Regions from separate parts of the Homo sapiens genome. Here regions 2 and 3 are each linked to region 1. Evidence: read pairs that join two places in POLR2A ChIA-PET (ENCODE). Cell type or tissue: OCI-LY7. All regions are shown on one strand.

Evidence for each region. Peaks named below come from ENCODE experiments on the same cell type or tissue, not always from the same donor. Only the 100,000 strongest peaks of a DNase experiment are listed, where the experiment ranks them.
Region 2: POLR2A ChIA-PET joins it to region 1 with 11 read pairs; 1 of 35 experiments calls an interaction of 5 or more read pairs at or near these places.
Region 3: POLR2A ChIA-PET joins it to region 1 with 7 read pairs; 1 of 35 experiments calls an interaction of 5 or more read pairs at or near these places.

Annotation. Positions count from the first base shown.
Region 1 is chr9:82,180,814-82,188,813 of GRCh38, forward strand. The region is part of intron 1 of LOC105376107 (a long non-coding RNA gene); the gene reads left to right. Among named protein-coding and RNA genes, the nearest start is that of SPATA31D1, 200 kb to the left of the region's middle. In OCI-LY7, no CTCF peak of the experiment used is centred here; DNase peaks (open chromatin) are centred at 2,578 and 3,958; H3K4me3 peaks cover 2,018 bases; H3K27ac peaks cover 3,834 bases.
Region 2 is chr9:82,098,071-82,106,070 of GRCh38, forward strand. The region is part of intron 1 of LOC105376107 (a long non-coding RNA gene); the gene reads left to right. Among named protein-coding and RNA genes, the nearest start is that of SPATA31D1, 110 kb to the left of the region's middle. In OCI-LY7, CTCF peaks have their summits at 3,601, 3,809 and 7,854 (motif pointing left); DNase peaks (open chromatin) are centred at 3,621, 3,891 and 7,866; H3K4me3 peaks cover 495 bases; H3K27ac peaks cover 1,225 bases.
Region 3 is chr9:82,088,768-82,096,767 of GRCh38, forward strand. The region is part of intron 1 of LOC105376107 (a long non-coding RNA gene); the gene reads left to right. It also overlaps the pseudogene DDX10P2. Among named protein-coding and RNA genes, the nearest start is that of SPATA31D1, 100 kb to the left of the region's middle. In OCI-LY7, no CTCF peak of the experiment used is centred here; DNase peaks (open chromatin) are centred at 3,054 and 5,634; H3K4me3 peaks cover 1,068 bases; H3K27ac peaks cover 1,106 bases.

The DNA of each region.
Region 1 (8,000 bases):
GTGTATAGGATAGGAGTTGGTTTGAGAGAGGAAGTTTATTCTCAATGATTGCTCTATCCTCAGCCTCAAGTCTTCCCTTTGTTCTGTGCCTCAGAGAGGTCTGTCTCTTGCATGCTGCTTGTGACTCAGTGCTGTTTAGCCAGGTAGTGGGGACTGAGGGGGCAGGGGGTTCTCTGTTGTTTTGTTCAGATCTCAGTCTTAGGCAGTCACTGTGTCCCTGTATCTTGGGAGTGTGGCCTTATCAGTTATCCTACCCTACCCCCAGTGATATTCTGAACTCTGCACGTATTCCTGCTCTTCCCTTAGGGGTCCAGGTTTATTTCTTGTTCTCTTCTCCCCAGCCGCAGTGGGCTTTAACAAATGTCCTAAGTGTGATGGCATTTTTGCTCTTCTCCCCACAGATTAAAGCTTTCCTCCCCCCACTCCCCATAGGTAAGATGGGAGAGAAGGGTCTGGGTAAATTTCTTACCCTTCCTCCAGTGATTGCTGTTCTCCTTCCTCAGTTCTGCACCAGAAGGAAGACTTTTTCAGGACTCCCGATTGCTTCTGTGAATGTTCAGTTGGACTTGTAAGGGAAAAAAGTCCCCTGTATTTGCTGCCACTTCGAGCTTCACCCTCCCATCAGTTTACTATTGGCCTCTAGGAATTTGCCTCTCTCTCTACCTGAACTCTTGTTACTGGTGTTTGACTGTATCTTACCCAGGTACGTTACTGTTCATTTCTTGTGTCTCCCTGTGTGTACCTCTTTCTCCCTGGATTCTGGGCCGGTTGGTTCCACTGTGACATTAGTATGCTAATAGATTCAAGAAAAATCATGAATTTGCTGTTTCTCTATTTTTTTCATTGAAATGTTGACAGTGATGCTCTTCTTACCTTTTTACATCTCTGGGCTGAGATTAAAAGTCTGCTATTGTTTTAAAAATTATAGTAGTGGATATGTATTTTCAGGAAGAAATAAAATAGGACAAACTATGCATATTCCAGAGGCAACTTCCCACTGTCAGTAAGAACAAAAAAAGAGATTGAGGAAAGCAAATAATGAGTAAAATACGGTCACATTCACATAGGATTACAGAGGGTTGGGTATGATGTTCTGAAATACCAAAGAAAAATATATGCGGCACCAATTCTTCCTTTGAGAGCTATTTACAAAACTTCTTAGAAATCAGTGTTTTGCAACCATATAGGGAGACGCCAAAAAGGAGGTATCACTGGCTTAGTCAGTATAATTTATGGATTCCAAACTTTTCTGCTTTATTACCTCTAAATTGTCATTAAAATCTAAATAATAAATGCTATTTATTTTTATTCATTAAATGACTAATTTGTTCTTCAGAATCAAACATGGACACTTTAATAAAATATTACTATAATTAAACATAATATTAATGTAGAGGGAGCCCAGGATTTGGAGGCAATAGAAGGGAGAAAGGAAGATTCATTTGGAAATAACTGTTTTTAAAAACAAAAATACCTCTAGAACACTGAACAAATATGAGCCATTCTTAGCTAAGAACTGATGGATTAACCTAGTCAAAACAGTGAGACCTTGTCTCTACAAAAAAAAAAGAAAAAAAAAATTAACCTGGCACAGTGGTGTGCACCTGTAGACCCAGCTACTTGAGATGCTGAAGCAGGAGGATCACTTGAGCCCAGGAGCTCAAGGCTGCAGGGACCTGTGATTGTGCCTCTGTGCTTCAGCTTGGGCGACAGAGCGAGACTCTGTCTCTAAAACAAACAAACAACAACAACAACAAACTGGTGGATTGTTGGGACTGTTGGCTAGCGGAGAAAGAACTGGCCTAAGAGCCTGGAAACTGGAGCTTGCTTCTCTGTGTAACTTTTAGCAGATTAATTCATATTTCAAAATCTCACGTATTCTAAATATCAAAAGATCTGTAACATTCCTCTTGCAGTAATGATTGTTGGAGTATGGATACTGTCTCCTGATATCTAATGTCTTCCGAAAGCCTGCATGGATACCCATAATAAACTACTGTCTACAATTTGTTATATGGCTTCACAGCCTACACCCGATCCGTGCACTTTTCCTCATGTTTCACCTGGTTGTATACTAGGTATTTGCAGTTCTCAGATGTTCATGTTGTTGATTGCTACAGGTTGTCCTGAAGTTAGACTCTAACCTCACCTGGAACCCAGCTGAAAGCTGAAATTTTTACAGTTGTGCAGAGTTTTCCTCTAGTGATTGAAAGTATGGTGGAATTGCTTCATTGCCTCATATTTTGGGGATAAAGACTCTTGGAGCGCACAGGCTCATATGATATAATAGTTTCTAGATACTCAAATCTAACTTGTGGAATATTACAAAGAAATCTTATTTAAGTACCTTCAGAAGGAAAAGGAAGTCTCTTCCATGCCCTGAAACAAAATAAAATGATCTTGACTATAGAAACACAAGGACTGTGTTGTATTATCTGCAGACACAGGGGAAAATATTGGAGGCTACATAAATTAAGTAGGTGTGAGCTGTTTGCCAAACTTGAGGGAAGTGAGTGCTCTCTGCAGAAGGAAGCATCATGGTAGAGAGGGAAGGAAGTCAGCTTTTCTGTAAGTACTCACAGCAGAGTCAGGAGCACCTGTCAGGGCAGCAGAACTGTAGCATCCTGACAGGTGTTAAAGGAAAGTTGGAGTCTTTGATTCATGGGACCCAGTACTCAAGTTTCAAAGCTTTTGTCCAGTTTATATAGAAATATGGGCTCTGTTGAAAGAAAAGCTGGAAAAGTGACAACATTCTAGCCAGACTTGCAAAAGTTGTTATTTCATGTGTCTGTTTCATGTGTCTGTTGAGCAAGTTTTGGAGGTGCCATTGTGCTTAGTGTGAAGAAGTTATTACTGATTAGTAATGCTTACTGTGAGCCTAGAATGGAGACTCTGATCCCTGGCCTTTTGAAGATCTCCAAGAGGGTTGCATTTCATTATTGAAGCAAACTTGGGACATTGTTTATAAACCAACTAGGAATACAGTCTTCCCCCCCCCTTATTCATGGTTTTGCTTCCTCTGGTTTCAGTTACCAGCAGTCCACTGTAGTCTGAAAATATTAAATGGAAAATTTCAGAAATAAATAATTCCTAAGTTTTAAATTGCATGCTGTTCTGAGTAGTGTGATGAAATCTCCTTCCATCCTGCTCCATCCCGCCTAGGATGTGAATCACCCCTCTGTCCGGTGTGTCTGTGCTGAAGACCCTCCCTGCCTATTATGCGCTTAGTAGCCATCTCTGTTATCAAAGTGGCTGTCATGGTATCACAGTGCTTGTGTTTAAGTCACCTTTATTTTTCTCCATAATGGCTTCAAAGTGCAAGAGTAGTGGTGCTGGCATGTTGTTATAATTGTTCTACTTTATTATTAGTTATTGTTGTTAATCTTGGACAGTGCCTTATTTATATTAAACTTTATCATAGGTATGTATGTATAGGAAATAACATATTATAAAAAGGATTCAGTACTATCTGCCATTTCAGGCATCCACTAGGTATCTTGGAACATATCCTCCTTGGATAAGGGGCAACTGCCATAATAAGTATATTTTAATAAATCGTAAATGCTTAGAGATTTTACCTGTCCCCCTGAAACTTTTCAGAGCTCACGTTTGTTTTTATCTTCGTACTGTCTAATTGAAAATTTTAAATAACCCCTTTTTCCACCACAACACAATTTAAAAATCTACTTTCCCTTTTCATTCTTCTGTAGACTTGAATGTAGAAAGTCTTATAAAATATGCATTTGTACAGGCTGCCCTATTTTTTTAGTTGCTGTACTAATTTGACTATAAGCTCTTTAAGCTTTGCACCCACAGAGAAAAGGTGTTAACCAGATTCAGCAGAAAATAGCAGAGAGGACCGTAGAATGCTTGCCTTGCTGTCTTGATGTCCATTTGAGCCAGAAAATAGTGCTAGGGCCACACCTGTTGTTTTGAAGATGAGAGGGAGATTTTTGTTTTAATTATTCAGGCCACTTCCTTGGGTAGTGGTGGCTTTCGGTGGTTAGGGACCTGAGGTTTTGAGACGATGTTGACATCTCAGAAATATTTTTACTGCCAAGAAATCCAACTGTACAGTGGCTTACAGAAATATCCTCAGACATCTCAATCCACCTTTTTTCGTAGGAGGTTCTATAGTGTTCATTCATTCTACCCCCTGCTTGCCACTGTGAGCTTCACCCATTTAACTCTTCATCTCCCTCATCATCCCTAATGGTCTATTTGCTTACTTTTGTTTCTATGGCCATTAGGTTCCCTCTTAATGGATGTTTACGATCACCTAATTGCATATAGGCTGTTGGCCTGTCAGGAGATTTTTTGAGTATGTGTTATTTTTATTCAGTTGCCTGTCAATTTCTTTCCTTGCTTGTCAATTTCTATCCTTCAGCTTTTATTTTTTCTGTGATTCTTAAACTTCAGTGTACAAAAAAATTCATTAGGAATACTTATTGAAATGCAGGTTTTTAGACCTTTTTTCTCAGGTATTCTAATTACTAGACAGGAGGCCCAAGAATCTGTACTTTTAACAAAGCACACAAGTAATTCTGATACAATAGACCAGAGCTCCAGCATTAGACTTTGAGAAATACTGCTCTTTGATGTTTAAATTATTTTAGAAAACTTACATTTTATCTTTGTGGGTTTTTTTTGTTTGTTTTTGTTTTTTGCTTAATACAAATAAAATCATTACAATAGCCTTAATTTTGTGTAAAAATTCAAAGTGCAACATATCGACTGCATTCCAGCATTCCCTTTCAAATGTACCACATTGCGTCTAGACCCCCAATACCAGTGCCTTCTCTTATCCCAACCCATGGTACACCAGGCTACTGGATGATCCTATTCCATGGCTGTGAATGGTTAAATTAAGTTTAAGCTCTGCCATTTTATTTGAAATCACTTTATTGTATGTGAAATTGTGCTTTTGGATCTGATTTCAAAAGTATTGTTTCTAAGCTTTAAATTAAATATCATTCAGAGCTATAAATAATAAGGAAAAGAATAGAATTTATTTCTAAAAGCTGCCCTTCTTGCCCTCACAAAATATTTATTTCCCTTATGAAAGTCCCAAGGGTTGGACAGGCCTAATTCAAGGCTAAAAGATAGCAGGGAGTAGCAAGTTTCCCAGTTACTGTGTGACCTCAGCCTGACAGATTCACAGTGAAGAAAAATAGATAATTAGTAAGGGTATAATCTAGTGGACAGAATTCTAAGTCAATAATCAAATCTCAGCTTTGTTCTTGACATTATGATTAATCTCTTGAAAATAATTTTACTGCTCTTTGTTTTCCTTTCCGATTCAGAAACAGAGCAAAGAAACACCTCTGGGTAGAACATGGCTCTCTGGGAATTTGATATCTAACAGAAAGATATCTGATAGCCAGAATGACAGTAGTAAAAATAGGCATAATTAGTTTAGCAAAAAAATAAATTATCAGCACTAGTTGCCAGTCTTGAAACTATCATATACATTTGTCTCTTAAAACTATATTTTAGTTTAAAGTATGTTTTAAACCATGTTTTGCACACATGATTATTTGAAGGGAAGCATAGCACAAGGTCAAAAATTTAGATGCTGTATTTCTCATAAGTCTCTTAGAAGCAATTTTATTATGATAATACCAATGGGCTTCTGATTTTAAAAGGTGTTGAACTCAGCATTTATTGATTCAGCATAATGAATTTATTGTAAAGTAAAATAGTAGTAGTATGTCCCTGCACTCCAAATACTATTTTTGGGAAGCACTAGACTTGATCACGGAAATAAAAGAAGAAAGAGTGCTATAAGTACCTGGGATGTAACAACTTAAAATGAGTAAATGACTGTAAATTAAGGAAATTAAGATAAAGGAGAATATTAGAAGATTTTTAGGTAATAGAACTGATACTCCCACTGTACTGTGTGTCACTCCATCTGATCTCTCACGGCACTTATCTCAAGGAGACTGTAATTACGTGTTTCTATGTCTTTCACTCTCATCAGACAGCAAGTTCTCTTGAGGCAGGCACTATGCCTTAATTATCTGTACCTCACAGCAACTAGTGCAATGCCTAGCATATAGCACACAGTCACTGTGTATTGGTGGATAAATGGATTGATGGGCACATTGAAGAGTGAATAGAACATTATACTGAGGGAATAAAATATGCAACACAAATGGAAACATTAGATTCACTTCAATAACTTTCTCCAAATTAAAAAAAAAATAAGAATTCTGAAAACCTTGCGTTTTGGAATCTGAGAGTAAGGGGTCTGAAATTTCCAGGAAAGCAAAGTATTGTCCAAGAGATAGGTTTTCTCAAACCTGTGAGATGATTACTTTACTATCATCTCGTTGCATGATAATTTGGCTGGTGGTAGATTTTAGTCTTAAAATAATTCTTCCTTGGAAATAGAAAGTTATTGCACCATATGTTGTTTTAGATGAGAAGTCTGATGGCAGCCTGATTTTCATTCCCTTGTAGGTTGTATTTTCTCTCTGGAACCTTTAAAGCTTTTCTCTTATTTTTAATGTTTGGAAATTTCATGGTGATGCGATGAAATGGATATCTTTTGTTGTGCTGGGCTTGACTGAAGAGTTGAGTCCTTAAATTCTGGGAACGTATTTTGACTGAGTGCTTACTGATGTTCTCACTCATTTTCTCTGTACTCTTATTCTGTGACTCCTACCATTTAAATTTTAGACTCTTGGACTACAAACTCTAATTCGTTTATATTTTCTCCTTTTTTTAGTCTTTTTGATCTACATCCTTAGTGATTTATTTTTACTATTCTTTAGCAGTTATATTCTTTATTTTAAAGCATTCTTTCTTTCTTCTTTCATGACTGTGTCTTTTTCGTAAACTATTAATCATCTTTTCCTAATGTGGTTTTTCAAATCTCTCCAAGGATGCAAATTCAACTTCTTATAAAATCCCTGAACTATCTTTAATTTCTAAGTTGTCTGTTTCTGCTTCTTCTTTTTCTCTTTCTCTGTAAGAGCTTTCCTTATATGTCTACGTATCCATGATTATCAGTTCATATTTAAGAGTGAGATGGTAAAAGATTATCAGCAGATTTGAATACATTGGCGAGAATATCTATATTCTCTTTGGAGTGAATGGTCTGGCAGAAGACTGGTGAATTGGGAATCCTCCTTATGACTGAATGTGGAGGTCTCTTCTGCTGTCATCTGATATCTTTAGAGAAGGCCTACAACTTTTTGATGTTGAACTCAAATTTATTCTGTATTGTGGGAATGGGCAGGATGGAGCTGTTGACAATTTCATATACAGACTTCCAATTAATCTTCTATTTCAACTCTATATCTCACTGCCGTGCTCACTTACCCCTCCCTGACCACATAGCATGTATATTGCTGAGTCCCAAGCCTCTTTCTGGTTCTTTTGGATCAATGGACAGTATTCTCCACTGGATCCCTCTTCACACATTATCCAGCATGTAGCTTCTCCTATCCTCTTTCCCTATGCCTGGAACCTCTTTGATTATTCCACAACTTTGTTGAGAAATCTTATTCACTATTGGCCCATCAATTTTGTTTACTGTTGAGGGTTTAACCTCATTTTTTTCTTTTACAATAATTTAAATAACTTTCAGGAAGGAAAAGATAAGCACTTATTATGTATTCACTATCTTTAATCAGTTATGGCAGCATTTTAAAATAAAAGTGCTTGATAAAATTTGGAAGCACTATGTACTGTGAAGAGTTCTCCATTTGGAGATTCATAAAGTTCATTAGCATAGTAGTAAGGAGAAGTCCTGCCAGAAATAAACATGTTAAACCACAGTTATCCCAATGTTTCCTGAACTTATTTTTACCATGGAATGCTATTTTATGAAGAAAACCTACTAAAACCTGCTATATACAGCATTCCACAAATTATAACTTAAGAAATAATACTCTAGAATACCAGTTATAGATAAGAAATGATAAAATATAATTTAAATAATCAGAAAAATATGATTTTAGAGTTAGAAGCAAGGGCACACGCCCCTCCAT
Region 2 (8,000 bases), 83 kb before region 1:
CTTCTTTGTATGTCTGGTAGAATTCGGCTCTGAATCCATCTTGTCCAAGGTTTTTTGGTTGGTTGGTTTTTTATTACTGATTCAATTTAGGAACTTAATATTGGTCTGTTCAGGGTTTCAATTTCTTCCTGATTCAATCTGGGGAGATTGTGTGTTTCTAGGAATGTATGCATTTCTTCTACATTTTCCAGTTTGTATGCATAGAAGTGTTCATAATAGTCTCTGGGGATCTGTATTTCTGTGGGATTGGTTGTGATGTCACCTTTATTGTTTCTGATTGTGCTTATTTAGTTCTCTTTTTTTCTTTGTTAATCTAGCTAGCATGCTGTTGCTATTGCTTATCCTTTCACAGAACTAACGTTTAGTTTTGTTCATCCTTTTTATGGATATTAGGGTCTCAATTTTATGCAGTTCTGCTCTGATTTTAGTTCTTTCTTTTCTTCTGTTAGCTTTGGAGTTAGTTTGTTCTTGTTTTTCTAGTTCTTCTAAGTGTGATGTTAGATAGTTAATTTGAGATCTTTCTTTCTTGATGTAGGCATTTAGCACTATTAACTCCTCTTAATGAGAGGTGAAGCCAGCTGGACTTCCTGGGTCGAGTGGGGACTTGGAGAACTTTACTGTCTGGCTAAAGCATTGTAAGTGCACCAGTCAGTGCTCTGTGTCTAGCTAAAGGATTGTAAATGCACCAGTCAGCACTCCATGTCTAGCTAAAGGATTGTAAATGCACCAATCAGCACTCTGTAAAAACGCACCAAGCAGCGCTCTGTGTCTAGCCAAAGGATTGTGAACGCACCAATCAGCACTCTGTAAAATGGACCAATCAGCAGGACATGGACAGGGACAAATAAGGGAATAAAAGCTGGCCACCCCAGCCAGCAGCGGCAACCCGCTCAGGTCCCCTCCCATGCTGTGGAAGCTTTGTTCTTTTCCTCTTCACAATAAATCTTGCTGCTGCTCACTCTTTGGGTCCATGCCACCTTTAAGAGCTGTAATACTCACTGCAAAGGTCCGTGGTTTCATTCTTGAAGTCAGCGAGACCAAGGACCCACTGGAAGGAACCAACTCTGGACACATTAACATGGTTTTGCTGTATCCCAGAGATTTGGTATGTTGTGTCTGTTTCCATTTTTATTTAAAAGAACTTTTTGATTTCTGCCTTAATTTTGTTGTTTACCCAAACGTCATTCAGAAACAAGTTGTTTTATTTCCATATGATTGTGTAGTTTTGAGATCTTCTTGATATTGATTTCTATTTTTATTCCACTGTGGTCCAAGAGTATGCTTGGTATGATTTCAGTTTTTTTGAATTTATTGATACTTGCTTTATGGCTGAGCATCTGGTCAATCTTAGAGTATGTTATATGTACAGATGAGAAGAATGTATATTCTGTGGTTGTTTGTTGGAGTATTCTGTAGATATCTGTTGGGTCCAATTGGTCAAGTTTTGAATTTAAGTCCGGAAGTCTTTGTTAATTTTCTGCCTTGATGGTCTGTCTGATGTTATCAATGAGATGTTGAAGTCCCCCACTGTTGTTGTGTGGTTATTTCTTTTTATAGGTCTAGAAGTACTTGTTTTATGAATCTGGTGCTTCAATGATGGGGGCATGTATATTTAAAATAGTTAAGTCTTCTCATTTAATTGAACCCTTTATTGTTATGTAATGCCTTTCTTTGACCTTTTTTTACTGTTGCTGGTTTAAAGTCTGTTTTATGTAATATAAGAATAGCAACCCCTGCTTCTTTTTGTGTTCCATTTGTGTGATAGCTCTTTCTCCATTCCTTTACTTTGAGCCTATAGTTTTGTTACATGTGAGATGGTTCTCTTGAAGTTAGCAGATGGTTGGGTATTATTTTGTTATCCACCTTGCCACTCTGCGCTTTTTGTTTTTGTTTTTGTTTTTTGATGTTGTCTCACTCTGTCACCCAGGCTGGAGTGCAGTGGTGCGATCTTGGCTCACTGCAACTTCTGCCCTCTGAGTTCAAGTGATTCTCCTGCCTCAGGATCCCAAGTAGCTGGGATTACAGGTGCCTGCCACTGTGCCCAGCTAATTTTTTGTATTTTTAGTAGAGACGGGGTTTCACCATCTTGACCAGACTGGTCTTGAATCTTGAACTCCTGACCTCATGATCCACCTGCCTTGGCCTCCCAAAGTGCTGGGATGATAGGCATGAGCCACTGCACCCAGCCCACTCTGTGCTTTTAAAATGGAGTGTTTAGAGTGTTTACATTCAAGGTTAATATTGATATATGAGGTTTTGATGCTGTTGTGATGTTGTTAGCTGGTTGCTTTATAGTCTTGTGTAGTTGCTTTTACAGACTTTGGGCTATGTACTTATGTGTGCTTTTGTGGTAACAGGTATAATTCTGTTTTCATGTTTAGAATTCCCTCGAAGAATTTCTTGTATGACTGGTCTAGTGGTAATGGATTCTTTCAGTGGTAATAGATTCTTTCACTGTTTGCTTGTTTGGAAAGGATTTGATTTCTCCTTTGCTTATGAAGCTTAATTTGGCAGGATATGAAATTCTTGGTTGGAATTTCTTTTCTTTAAGGATGCTAAAAATAGGCCCCGATCTCAACCTGTTTGTGAGGTTTCTGCTGAGAAGTCTACGGTTAGCCTGATGGAGTTCTCTTTGTAATTGATCTGACCCTTTCCTCTAGCTACTAAGATTTTTTTCTTTTGTGTCAACTTTGGAATGTTGATGACTATATGTCTTGGGGATGGTCATTTTGCACAGTAATTAACCTCACAGGGGTTCTCTGAATTTCTTGAATTTGCATGCTTACCTCTCTAGCAAGATTCAGGAAAGTTTTATGGACTACATCCTCAAATATGTTTTCCAGGTTGCTTATTCTGTCTCCTCTCTCAGGAATACCAATGAGTTGTAGGTTTAGTTTCTTTACATAATCTCATATTTCTCAGAGGTTTTGTTCATTTAAAAAATTATTTTTTCTTTATTTTGGCTGACCGGGTTGATCTGAAGCATCAGTCTTTGAGCTCTGTAATTTTTTCCTCAGCTTGGTCTAGTCGGTTGTCAAGGTTTACAACTGTATTTTGAAATTTCTGTGGTGAATTTTTAATTCTAGAAATTCAGTTTGTTTCTTCCTTAATATGGCCATGTTGTGTTTTAACCCTTGAATCATTTTACTTACTTTTTTGGATTGGGTTTTAACTTTCTCTTGAATCTTATTGAGTTTCCTTGTCATCCAGATTCTAAAAGTCAATGTCTGCCATTTCAGACATTTCAGTCTGGTTAGGATCCAGTGCTGGGGAGCTAATGTAATCTTTGGAGGTAAGGAAACATTTTGACTTTTTGAGTTGCTAGAGTCCTTGTGCTGGTTTCTTCTCATCTTAGGGGGCTGGCATTTCTTTATCTTTTTGAAGTTGCTGTCATTTGGAAGGGGCTTTTTGTTTTTCTATCATTTGTTCCCTTGAGGATTTGACTGTGGTGTATATTGTGTATAGTTGACTGGCTCCATTTCTGGGTGCTTTCAGAGGGTTAAGGCTCTGTACAGGTTCTTTAGTTGTGGCTAGTTTCCTGCACTGGGTTTCACAGTCGATGCATGCTGTAGGAATTTATTTTTGTTGGTGGTGTAATTCAGGCTGTGATCCAGTAGATGTCCCTTAAGAGTAAGAGCTGGCAGATAGGCTTTTAACCCTGTGTCCTTTGTATTTCAGTGCATTCACAGCAATGCTCTGGTGAGTGGGAAATGGGGAGAGCAGGGATTACCCCTTTACCAAGTTTGTTCCCAGGCCTTGGAGAAGCTGCCTCCAATCACTGGTTCTATGCCTGCATTTCCTGAACCCAAAGGGCCCCCTCGTTGACTGCACTCTCCCCTCCCTTAAGGGAGGCCTGAGCTGAAGGTTAGGCCACCAGAAGACTTGCAGCTCCCCAGGGACTCTCTGGTCATCTGAGCTTGGCAGAGTCAGAGGAGGTTGTGGGGTATGTCTGTGGGTGGTCTGGTGATGCCCACAGGGTGGGCAGGATGGTGGGGCCAAGGGTGTGCAGCTGGTGTGGCACCTACAGCTTGGGGTTTTTGCCCAGAATACAGTTATAGGGACCACCTAGCTCAGGCTCCCCGAGCTGGGACTCTTTCTAGTGTCTGTCCCAGGAGTAGGCCTGACCAGCTAGTTTTGTCCCAAAACTTCTTGGCCCAGATCTCTGGGCTGGTCAAGGCCAGAGGGCTCCCTCAGGTAGCAGCTACACTGCCCAACAGGCTATACCCTTCCTGCACCCTTCTTGTGGAGGGAGGGACACCAAACTTTTGTGCTGGCACACAAACCCACACCTCACTCTTCTCAGTTTTCTGAGAGTGGGGGCTCCTTACCTGCTCAGGCTGAAGTCACACATCTCAGCTGGATACCCATGGGCAGTGTGCTTGAACCCTGGGGGATTCGAACCGACCTTTGACTTTGCCCTCTGGCCCCTTGGGGTTGAGTACCACCTGTGCTGGAGGCACTGAATTGCTCCCAGGCCACTGGCAAAACACTTGGCTTAGTGGAAGCTGTGCTGTGTGCACCCTCTTGTAGGAGTGGCCAGGCAGGGCCTTGGGAGGGGCCAGCTGACAAGGGGGCACACAGATCAGATGCGCTCCAGACCTGTGTAAAGGCAGCCCTGGTTTCTCCTGGCCCAGCAATCAGCAGGGGATAGAGTTACTCAAAGTAAAATGGAGAGCCTTGGGGATAGGCACATATAATCGCATTTTGCCGCAGCTGCCCTGCATGTTAAACCTTCTGGGCTCCATGGAGGTTCAAGCTCTGCCTCTGCCTATTCTCCAGCAGTTCCCTGTGCCAATTCAAATGTCTTTTCAGGTCGTAGGATCTCTTGTAGCTAGGACCCCAGAGGTCTGTGGCAGGAGTGTTGTGTCCTGGAGCTCTTTTACTCTCCCCTTCCTTAGTACCTATGAAGGACCAAGAGCTGGTTGGTCCTGGTGCTTGGTGATGTCATGCAGGCTTCCTAGCTTCCTCCCTCTTGGATCTCACTGTCTACATCACCTTCCTATTGACTTTCAGCATTTTGTCTCAAAAGATCTGTTTGAAGTATGATGGTTTACTCAACATTTTGGTTTCTCTCAGTGGGAGAGGCATTTCCTGGCTGTGTCTAGTCAGCTATCTTTACCTCTAAGCTGTAGTTTTGTAATGTGCAAATTGACAGTGAGAGCACTTGGGATAATTTGAAGTCAAGTGAGATCTTGTGAACTATTTAAAGTTAGTTATTGTTAGTCTAGAAAATTTGTATCTAAAAGATATTTTATGATTATTATTCAATACAATAACTTTTATGTTAAGGAAAACGGTACAAAATCAACTACAAGCTTATTTAATATTGAGTAATAATAATGCCCTCAGGTGAGGCTGGAAATAATTTACAGATATATCATAGCAGGCTTTACCAATAGAATTTCAGTAAACTAGAAGTACTAAGAAGATCAGGTATTAATTACCACACAATTAAACTTGGTTCACGAACTTAGAGATTCCACAAGATGCATCAATATAAATTGAGGGAATATAGAGTAATTAGACAATGAAAAAGAGATAAACAAGAGAGACCGCCTCATCTTCCTGATTATTTGTGCAAAATGTATAAGTTACTTTAGATTGGGGATTGGGTCTTATATCATCTTATAGTCATCTTTCAGCACCTGGAACAGTGCTGGATATAAATTCTATTAATACAAATTCACAGACAGATTTGTTCTGCATTTCTGGAAAAACATGGTTTAAATTAGATTACTGTTAAGTGGGTTCATACTTAGTTGACAACACGATTTGTAATGCTTCAGTGTCAATATAAGAATATTTATTATTTGAATGAAACTCCACAGTGGTCAGTCTTTGGGCAACTCTGTGGGGACCCATTAAGACAAATTATCTTGAAGCAGGAAAAAGAATCTCAGTATCAAGCAAATAAATTATTTGCTGTTTTTGTTTAAGTATATAAGAAAAAAGGAGCTAAGAATCAAACATCACATACTGAGGGTTACCAAATTAAGATAATTTAAGATACAATTCATGGAATAAGCAGGTCTTTGCCTAGAAAGGTGAACTTCTGAGGTCTTTGGATATACTGTTTTCCAAGAACATATACAATTTTTTTATGAGCTGCATTCTTTTATATAGGCCTTGTTATATTAGACTAGGTTATGTTTATATTTTAGTTATCTTTTTTTGTAAAGCTAATATGTCCCCACAGCAATTAAATTTAGTCATTGGCCTCATTGGCACCATGGTGCTATGAGTAAAATTAAATAATACAGTGTATGAAATCAATTATGTTCTTATTGAGCTATTTTCTGCATTTGGGGGATACTATAATTAAATAAGATGGTTAGGAAAAGGATAATGTCCAGAGCTACATTGTCCAATATGGTAGCCACTAGCCATATGTTTATATTTAAATTTGAATGTAAATTAATTAAAGTTAAATTTATTTTAAATTTAATTTATTAAATTAAATTTAAATTCAAAATTCAATTCCTCAGTCTCACTGGCCATAATTTAAGTGCTCAGTATTCACACGTGGCTAGTTGCTATCCTATTGGACAACACAGAAACAGAATATTTTCATCACTTCAGAAGGTTCCATTGGACAGTACTGTTTTAGAGAATAGCAATGTAAATGTTGAGATATAACTGCCAGATTTGAGTTTTTTAGCTTCAAGAAGAGGAGCTTGGAATAGAGGCTAAGTTAATAGTCATTGGCTACATGAGGAGCTTTGGTAATCATCCTGCAGTTTCAGAAATGAGGAATAATAAATTAGGACCAGGTAAAACTGTGGCAGGAAGGATTTAGATAGACTGTTTTTTTTTTTTTTTTTTGAGACAGAGTCTCACTCTGTCATCCAGGCTGGAGTGCAGTGGCACCATCTCGACTCACTGCAAGCTCCGCCTGCCAGGTTCAAGCCATTCTCCTGCCTCAGCCTCCCGAGTAGCTGGGACTACAGGTGCCCTCCACCATGCCCGGCTAATTTGTATTTTTAGTAGAGATGGGGTTTCATTGTGTTAGCCAGAATGGTCTCGATCTCCTGATGTCATGATCTGCCGGCCTCGGCCTCCCAAAGTGCTGGGATTATAGGCGTGAGCCACCACGCCCGGCCTAGATAGACTTTTTTTTTATTACTTTCCAACTTCTATTTTAGGTTCAAAGAGTACATGTGCAGGTTTGTTACATGGGTAAACTGTGTGTTGGGGGCGGGGTTGGTGTAGAGATAATTTTGTTACCCAGATAATCAACATAACACTTGATAGGCAGTTTTTCAGTTCTCACCCTCCACCCACCCTCCACCCTCAAGTAGGCCCTGGTGTCTGTTGTTCCCTTCTTTGTGCCATGTGTACTCCATGTTTCGCTCTCACTTGTAAGTGATAACATGCAGCATTTGATTTTCTGTTCCTTCATTAATTCACTTACTATGGCCTCCAGCTTCTAGATGGACGTTTTGAAGTCCTTCTCCCATGAAAAATTAAGCCTTGGAATAAACTAAATATGGAGAATGTGCAAATGTTTTCTGGATTGTTGATAAAAATGTATAAGACAGTGATTTCTAATATTTTAATACCCTAAATGTTTACATGGATGGATCTTACTCTTCTATAAAAAATTAACTTTAAAGAAATTCACATATCATTTGTCCCATGCCTCCAACCTTGAGTGTGGTGTTGCTTTTTAGTTAGTGTCTGTTTCTTGAGAAACCACTGAGGAAGAAAAACTGCTAGGAAACCAGTAACACTTTATAGTCAATATCTAAGTATAGTTAAAAAGTATTTTGTGTTTGTATAAGACAGACTGTTTAATCAGCCCTAGCCAATATTTGCTGCTCTCGTGGATTCTTGAACCTGTTTTAGTAACTGAGCCCCGCCACCTAGAGGAGGGTGGTTCTTGTCTGGGAGCCACTGGTCTACACATTCACCTCTGGGAGGGAGTTAAAGTGAGTTGGACTGGAGGGTATAGGCAGAGGTAAATGACTTTTAACATTCCTTCTGGACCTCCTCTTCATGAT
Region 3 (8,000 bases), 92 kb before region 1:
TTGCGGCGGCAGCGACAGCTGGGATCACCCCCAGACACGAGACACCTAAGGCCAGGCTCATGGAACCAACATGCGGAAAACGCACAGAGGCGCATGCGTGAGTGTTGGTATTTTTAAACTACTCACGTGATGCTACTGCACAGCCAAGTTTATGACCAGTGCTCCAGCACCTTGCTGTCAGAGTATGGTCCATGGGGCCGACAGTTATCAGGATCACCTGAGAGTTCATTAGGAATGCAGGTTGTCAAGTCCATTCTAAATCTTTGTATTTTAACAAGATCTTCAGGTGATTCATTTGCATCTTAAAATTTTAGAAGCACCGCTTTAGAAGTTATTTCATCTGTTTTATTTTGAAGTTGAAGAAAAATCCACAGAAGTTACGGAGTTTGCTGATGGTCACAATTCTAGCTAATGAAGCCAGGACTAGAATTAAAAACTCTTGAATTCCAAACCTGTGCTTCTCTCCAACGCTGTGGATGAGGGCCTGTGTTATCCTTCACATAGAAGAAAAAAGTGTGGATAAATTGTCAGTAGTGTGTACACTTTGAGTGTACTCTGTCTTTTTGAGATGTAGCTAATGGGTTTGCTGTAATTATCGTCTCTCTCCAGACCTATCACCTTTGAGAACAATGTTCATGAGATGGAGAAACTGACTGAAAGCTGCACCTAGATAGATTGCTTTGAATATTTCGGGAGAGAGTGGAACAGTTTGCAATTTAATTGTGCTAGTTATTGAGTGTGTGTGTGTGTGTGTGTGTGTGTGTCAGGGTCTCACTCTGTTGCCCAGGCTGGAGTGCAGTGGCACGATCTCGGCTCACTGCAACCTCTGCCTCCCAGGTTCAAGCGACTCTCCTGCCTCAACCTCCCGACTAACTGGGATTACAGGTGTGAGCCACTGTGCCTGGCCTGTTATTGACTTTTCTTACTAGAATTCTCTACTTCTGAAGCATAAATGCTAATAAAAAATATTTATAAAATAAGACTTTTCTGCTCTTCATTAGCTGAGGGACTAGTCTCAAGACTAAAAGACCATGGTACGAGACAAGAATACTAGTCTAAAAAGATGATGGCATGGGAAAAGAATATAATTTTCTCTTTCAGTTATCTACTTGAAGCTTTTGGGAAAGGGGAAAACCTGGGAATTTAGGGATGTGGGTAGTTTTGTAAGAAACCAGCCAAACGTTCTAAAGACAGAGTTTATGCTGGGCTCTGTGCTCAAACTGATCTAGCCAGAGCATGAAGGAAGCTGGAGAGAAAATGCAGGCTAGGTTGGTGTTGATCTGTCCAATCAAACACCACATGGGTTTAGCAGATGTATGCCATGCACATCGATATGTGCTATTTTAAATTTCCTGGGGCAATACTTGTTAGAGAAGAGCAGTATGTTGGACTCATCAGGCTTCTTAGTAATATGTACCTAGCTCTCTCCTCCTCTCTGCACCTGCTGTGCTACTGATTATACTGTAAGTAATGGCAGCTTTGCCTTGGGAGGTTATGGATATGCTGCAGATGGGGCATCTCTCCCGTGAAGGTGTATAAATTTCAAATTGCTAGTTGCAGCTCTTTGCAAGGGAGCCATGGGGAGCAGGAGGGAGAGAACACCAGTAGGAGTGACACCCAAAGCCATAATAATTTCTGATGATTAACCTCCAGTTTTTCACATCCTCTGTTATGTGTGATTCCAGGATCATAGACAAAATGATTGCTTTGCTGTATGGAAAATCTGGCACTGTATAACTCTCTAATTTTCCACACATGATATCATAATACCTCTAGTAGCACTATTTGTAGCTAAAGCCTCCCTCTCCTCCTCCTTCTTCCTGTTTTTTCCTCTATTTGATGTATTTTCCTTTCTTTCATTAATTGCAAGGGGCTTTAGCCCAGGGTGAGGATAGTGAGTAGTGCGATAGGAGTGGTGGCTTCAGAGCCTCCTGTCTGCATGGTAAAAAATATATGTGTGTTTATCTGTTTAGGAGAAGATTCCTAAAGACCTAGAGTGATGTTATTACAGCTAGATTGCATTTAGAAACTCTAATGAAATGCATGTAAGGACAGAGGCAGGTAATAGAAATGAGTGACTGGATCAAGAGAACTGTGGTGGACTGGGTGGCTCCTAGCCTGTCTCAGAGGGGGATGTACCAGCCAGCTCCATCCATTGTTGCTATAGAGAGTTGCAACCAGTGCTATGAAATCTCATTTTTAAACAGAAGCTAAAAATTCAAGTTTTACATGAAATTTTCTGCTCTCTAAATGTTCATAGTTAATTGAGGTTTCTTTTTAACTCCATCAACTATGTAGGCCAAAAACCATGTCTGAAGGACTAGATTGGGCCTGTGGAGCAGGAGTTTGTAAACTTGATTTAGTCTGATGTCCTCATTTCATGGAAGAAAAGGAGTTTGTCCAAGCTCACTCATGACCTTAGTGAGGTGCAGAGTTGAGAAAAGAATGCGGGTCAGAATGCTCCTCATTCCTTTCACCTCTGAAGATACCTACAGTAGGACTTATGTGCCAGGCAGTGAGCCAGGTCAGGGTTAGGTTACAGATATGGCTCCAGCCCTCAATGAGCTCACAGTCTGGCAGGGGTGACAGACAAGCAAACAACTAACTATAATTCTTTGAGGTATGTGCAACAAAGAAGTAGCTATAAATGCAGAGGCAACATCAGGAGGAACAAGTTCATTTCATCTGAGGAGAGGGTGACATGGCATGGAGAATCAGGGATGGGCTTACAGAAAAGGTGATGCCTCGGTTGGGTGTTAACACTTAAATCTTTTGATAATAGTCACAGTGTTTTGTTTGCTTGCTTCTTTTACGTTTGTTAAGCAGCTGGTTTGTTACTGTGATTCTGATGAATTTAGGGGGGCAGAAATTGATAATAAATTGTCTCATATTGGCTTGATTTAAAGTTTGCACATACCAACTTACTTGGACCTCATAATGTTTGGTGAGGGTAAGGAATAGGGCAGGTATTAACTCAATTTCGTAGATGAGGAAATTGTGACTCAGGAAACCTAAATGCAAGGCCCAGTGTCACCTCATTATATATGCATCAGTAGAACTGGGTGGAAGGGAAATTTCTCATTTGCAGTTGGTGCTATTTATATTCTGGGTCCTGACTGAGTGTGGCAGCACAAATCATCCATCCTGTGCTGTAAACCAATTCCAAGTTCTGGAATCCTCGGGAGATTTTGCCTCAACTTTCCTGGGAAATTGGATTGGAAGAACTACCCTTATGTTCATTGGAAATAAGGTGAAGACAAAGGTTTGGCAAGATGCTGATTCAGAGTGCAGCAACACTCAGGCTTTCAGGCCCTGCCCCATTCCACAAGTTGTAGGCCTGCAGGGCTGCGTTCAGTGGGACACTGGTGAGGGTAGAAGGTTGGGGGATAGGAGGTCTAATTTTCACGGAGTCCCAGTGTAGGCTAGCAGGAACCTTGGGAATGCTATGGGCGTGGGGTTAAGTACATACAAACAATTTCACACTTATAGTTGGTTATTTTAGAAATTCATTGACCGGCTGGGCACAGTGGCTCACGCCTGTAATCCCAGCACTTTGGGAGGCCGAGGCAGGCGGATCACAAAGTCAGGAGATCGAGACCATCCTGGCTAACATGGTGAAACCCCGTCTCGACTAAAAATACAAAAAAATTAGCTGGGCGTAGTAGTGGGCGCCTGTAGTCCCAGCTACTTGGGAAGCTGAGGCAGGAGAATGGCGTGAACCTGGGAGGCGGAGCTTGCAGTGAGCTGAGATGGCGCCACTGCACTCCAGCCTGGGCGACAGAGTGAGACTACATCTCAAAAAAAAAAAATAAATAAAAATAAAAAAAAAGAAATTCATTGACCATGTGACCCAACTTTTTAGGAGAAAATTTAGATAGTAAGAAAGGGGGCACTTTAACTGAGTGCTCATTGTGTGTTTGCAACTGCACTAGGTATTTTTATGTCATCCAAGTTAACACTCCAGAAAGCCTGAAAGATGAACATCATCAGCAACATTTTCCAGAAGAAAAGCTGGGACTCAAAGAAGAAGTTATGTGACTTGCCAAAGGTTAGATTGATATTAAATCATGGAGCTTGTATAGAATTTAGGTCTGGTAGTCTGATTGAATCCAAAGAATATGTCATAAGAAACCTAAGAAATGGGACGTAATTTTCTGTGTAATGAAGGTGATTTATTTCATATAATAATTTTACTTGGGGTACCTATGCACACGTGTGCATGTATGTGTTTGTATGTGTATGCTTATGGTGATGGTGAGATGTCAACAGAAAACAGCATAGGAAAGTCGGAGGAAAGAACCAAACGGGTGAATTTACTTCTAGTCTAATTTACCATGTTGGCTATTCACTTTCAGTTACTCTGCATTAACGGAGGTAAAGAGTCTGGTGGAAAATCTCAAAACTGGATTAATGAAATTATTTGTATTTGGCATTGGGTGTGATTGTGTGTAATGGTTTAGAAAATTATAAAACAAATAATGAGACCATTTAGTCAATGTTCAACTTAGGAGGAAGAGAAAAGCTGTGCTTTTCATCAACTCTGCTGAATAACATCTCTCTCCTTCCTTCTTTCACATAGCAGTGTCTCTTAGGCAGGCACAATTTATCCTTACAAAGGGAACTGGTTTATCTCTCTCAATTTGCTTGTTTACTTTTTCAGATTTCCTGGAGGAGTTAAGGTAATTAAACAGCTTGGTGTAACTGCGATAATTTTCAGCTTTCTTTCCCAATTTCTGTTAAACTATAGCCTATAGTTGGGTGTAAGGAAGACTACCAATTAATTTATCTAACATAGTTTAATTGAACACCTACCATATGCAAGGCACTGTGCTAACTTCTGGGGAATACAAATATAAAAGTGATAAAGGCAGATATGCAACGAACTGTATTGTAGTTAGATTGTAACAAAAACAGGCCCAGATCATACCAGGTAGAGATGCTGGGAAAGATAATTTGATATCCTTAAAAAACAATATTTAAAAAATATTTATTCTGCATTTATTTAGCAGGGGAGAGATTATTACCAGCCTGAATTTTTAATATTCTATTCAAGTGTACCCTCAGCTTTGATGAGGAAGATCAATTTTTTTTTTTTTTTTTTGAGACAGGGTCTTGCTCTGTCACCCAGGCTGGAGTGCAGTGGCATGATCTTGGCTCACTGCAACCTCTGCCTCCCAGGTTCAAGTGATTCTCCTGCCTCAACCTCCTGAGTAACTGGGATTACAGATGTGTGCCACCACGCCCAGCTGATTTTTCATATTTTTAAGGTCAATTTATATGTATATATTTTCAGCTATTTATGGAACTGCTTGTGGGTACCATGGTACCATTTTATTTCAGTGAAAGCCCCCTCTTATAGATTGTTACTCTGGGCTACCACCCAACTGGCCCAGCCCTTAATTTTGCTCTCTACAGAAGAATGGAGCTCATGGAGACAGGGGAGGGAAACAGAGGAGGGAAAGACTAATTCTGACTGTGACTGAGCCAGGCCTCAAAGAATGATTAAAGTTTCTAAAAGCTGAGAAACTGAGGCCCAGGACAAGATAGGTCTGTCAGGAAGAGAGGGCAGTAGAGGCAAATGCAGGGCCAACTAAGCTAAGGTACAGGGGCCACAAACTGAAAGTGACATATAGGAAGTTGCTAGCTGACTGCAGAGGACAGATCTGATGAAGTATTACTGGCATATTCAAAGGTCTTACTTCTACCATGGTACAGTTCTCATGAAGTGATAAAAGCTGAAATTGGGATGAAGCAGGGAAGAGCCAGGCTGGAGTGCTTCTCTTACTGGAGGCTATAGTCACTCCCTTTAAGTTATGCCTGTCCTTAAGTATAAGCATTCTGTGCCAGCTTCTACACTACCCTCACTGTCCTGTGCCTTGCTTTGCTTCAACAGCCTTTCTTGAAAGGATGTGTCATTTGGTGGCTCCTTTGCCACTTTTTTTCCAGATTGCTGACTTAGGATTTTTTTGTTTATTTGTTTTAAAGACAGGGTCTTGCTCTGTTGCCCAGGCTGGAGTGCAGTGGTGCAATCATAGCACATAGATCATAGTTCATCAGATCCTCCTGCCTCAGCCTCCTGAGTAGCTGGGACTACAGGCATGCACCTCCATACCTGGCTAATTTTTTAGTTATTTGTAGAGACAAAAAACTCACTATGTTGCCCAGGCTGGTCTCAAACTCCTGGCCTGAAGTGATTTATCCCACCTCTGCCTCCCAAAGTGTTGAGATTACAGATATGAGCCACTGTGCCTGGCAGAGGGCTGACTTAGGAAGTGGCATGTCTTGAGATCATCCAAGGACTTTAGGTAGTCTGAGTTTGCTATTTTTATGAACATAAACAGGAATGACATTAACAGGACTGATCTGGGAAGTTAATCATGGCAAGGAAGGTGCCAGGCCTGAATGCCTGGAGGAAGTGAGTAGGTGTAGGTGTCAACTGGTTCTGCTTGAAGCAAAGGCTTTCCATCCGAGAGACCCTCTAGGAACACCTGGGAGGCTCAGCTTCTAGGCTCAAAGAATGCCTGGAGCTTTGAGAATGTGGTCTTGTGGAGAGGATCTGTCAGATCAGTATTCAAGATGGTAGATGCTACTTACATAATTGTAATTGCATTATAGATTCTTGGCCTTCATATTTAGAAACAAATTCATACTTGTAATAGTTCTTGTTAAGCATTAGTGGAACAACATTTTAGCATTCTTCCTCTACCACAGGCACAACACAAATACAATAGCTGAGGCTATTTAGAAAGGGCATTTAGAAAGTGGGATTACATGTAGACTTCCACTCCAAGTGTGTTGGAGTTGAGAATATTTATTCAGTCATCTAATTTTTCTATCATCTTTGATATTTTAAGGACATATTCCTAGCTTAATATTTTTAAAAGGGTATTTGGCAGAACAATAAATGGTATTTTAAAAAATAAAAAATTCTGCAGCTAAATAAGTTTGGAGAATGTTGGCTTAAGAAACTTAAACAATTTTTTTTAAGTCCAGGACTTTTCAGAGCTTTAAATATGGTAATGTGCTTTTAGCAATTATAAGAAGAGTATACCGTATTCATGGTCACCTATTTTATGGTAAACTGAGATCCACTAGACACAATATGGGAAGCATTGTTCTAGATCATAATTTACATGTAATCTCTTGGGAGAGTCACTTTACATCTTTTTTATTTATATACAATGGTTTTCAACTTTTATTCTAGATTCAGGGACTACATGTGCAGGTTTGTTACATGGGTATATTGCATGATGCTGGTTTGGGATACAGATGATGCAGTCATCCAGGTAGTTAGCATAGTACCCAATAGTTAATCTTTCAACACTTACCCCCTCTGCCTCCCTCCCCTTCTCCAGTAGTCCCCAGTATCTATTGTTCCCATCTTTATGTCCATGAGTACCCAGTGTTTAGCTCTCACTTATTTTTATTTTTATTTATTTATTTATTTTGAGATGGGGTCTTGCTCCGTTGCCCGGGCTGGAGTGCAGTGGTGTGATCTTGGCTCACTGCAAGCTCCACCTCCTAGGTTCCGGCCATTCTCCTGCCTCAGCCTCCCGAATAGCTGGGACTACAGGCTCCTGCCACCACGCCTGGCTAATTTTTGTATTTTTAGTACAGACACGGTTTCACCTTGTTAGCTCTCACTTATAAGTGAGAACATGCAGTATTTGGTTTTCTGTTTCTGCATTAATTTACATAGGATAATGGCCTCCAGCTGCATCCATGTTGCTGCAAAGGACATGATTTCATTCTTTTTTATGGTTGTGTAGTATTACATGGTGTATATGTACCCCATTTCCATCATCCAGTCCACTGTTGATGGATGCCTACATTGATTCCATGTGTTTGCTATTGTGAATAGTGCTGTTAGGAACATACAAGTGCAGGTGTCTTTTTGGTAGAATGATTTCTTTTCTTTTGGAATGAGATTTCTGGGTTGAATGGTAGTTCTGTTTTAAGTTCTTTGAGAAATCTCCAAACTTCTTTCCACAGTGGCTAAA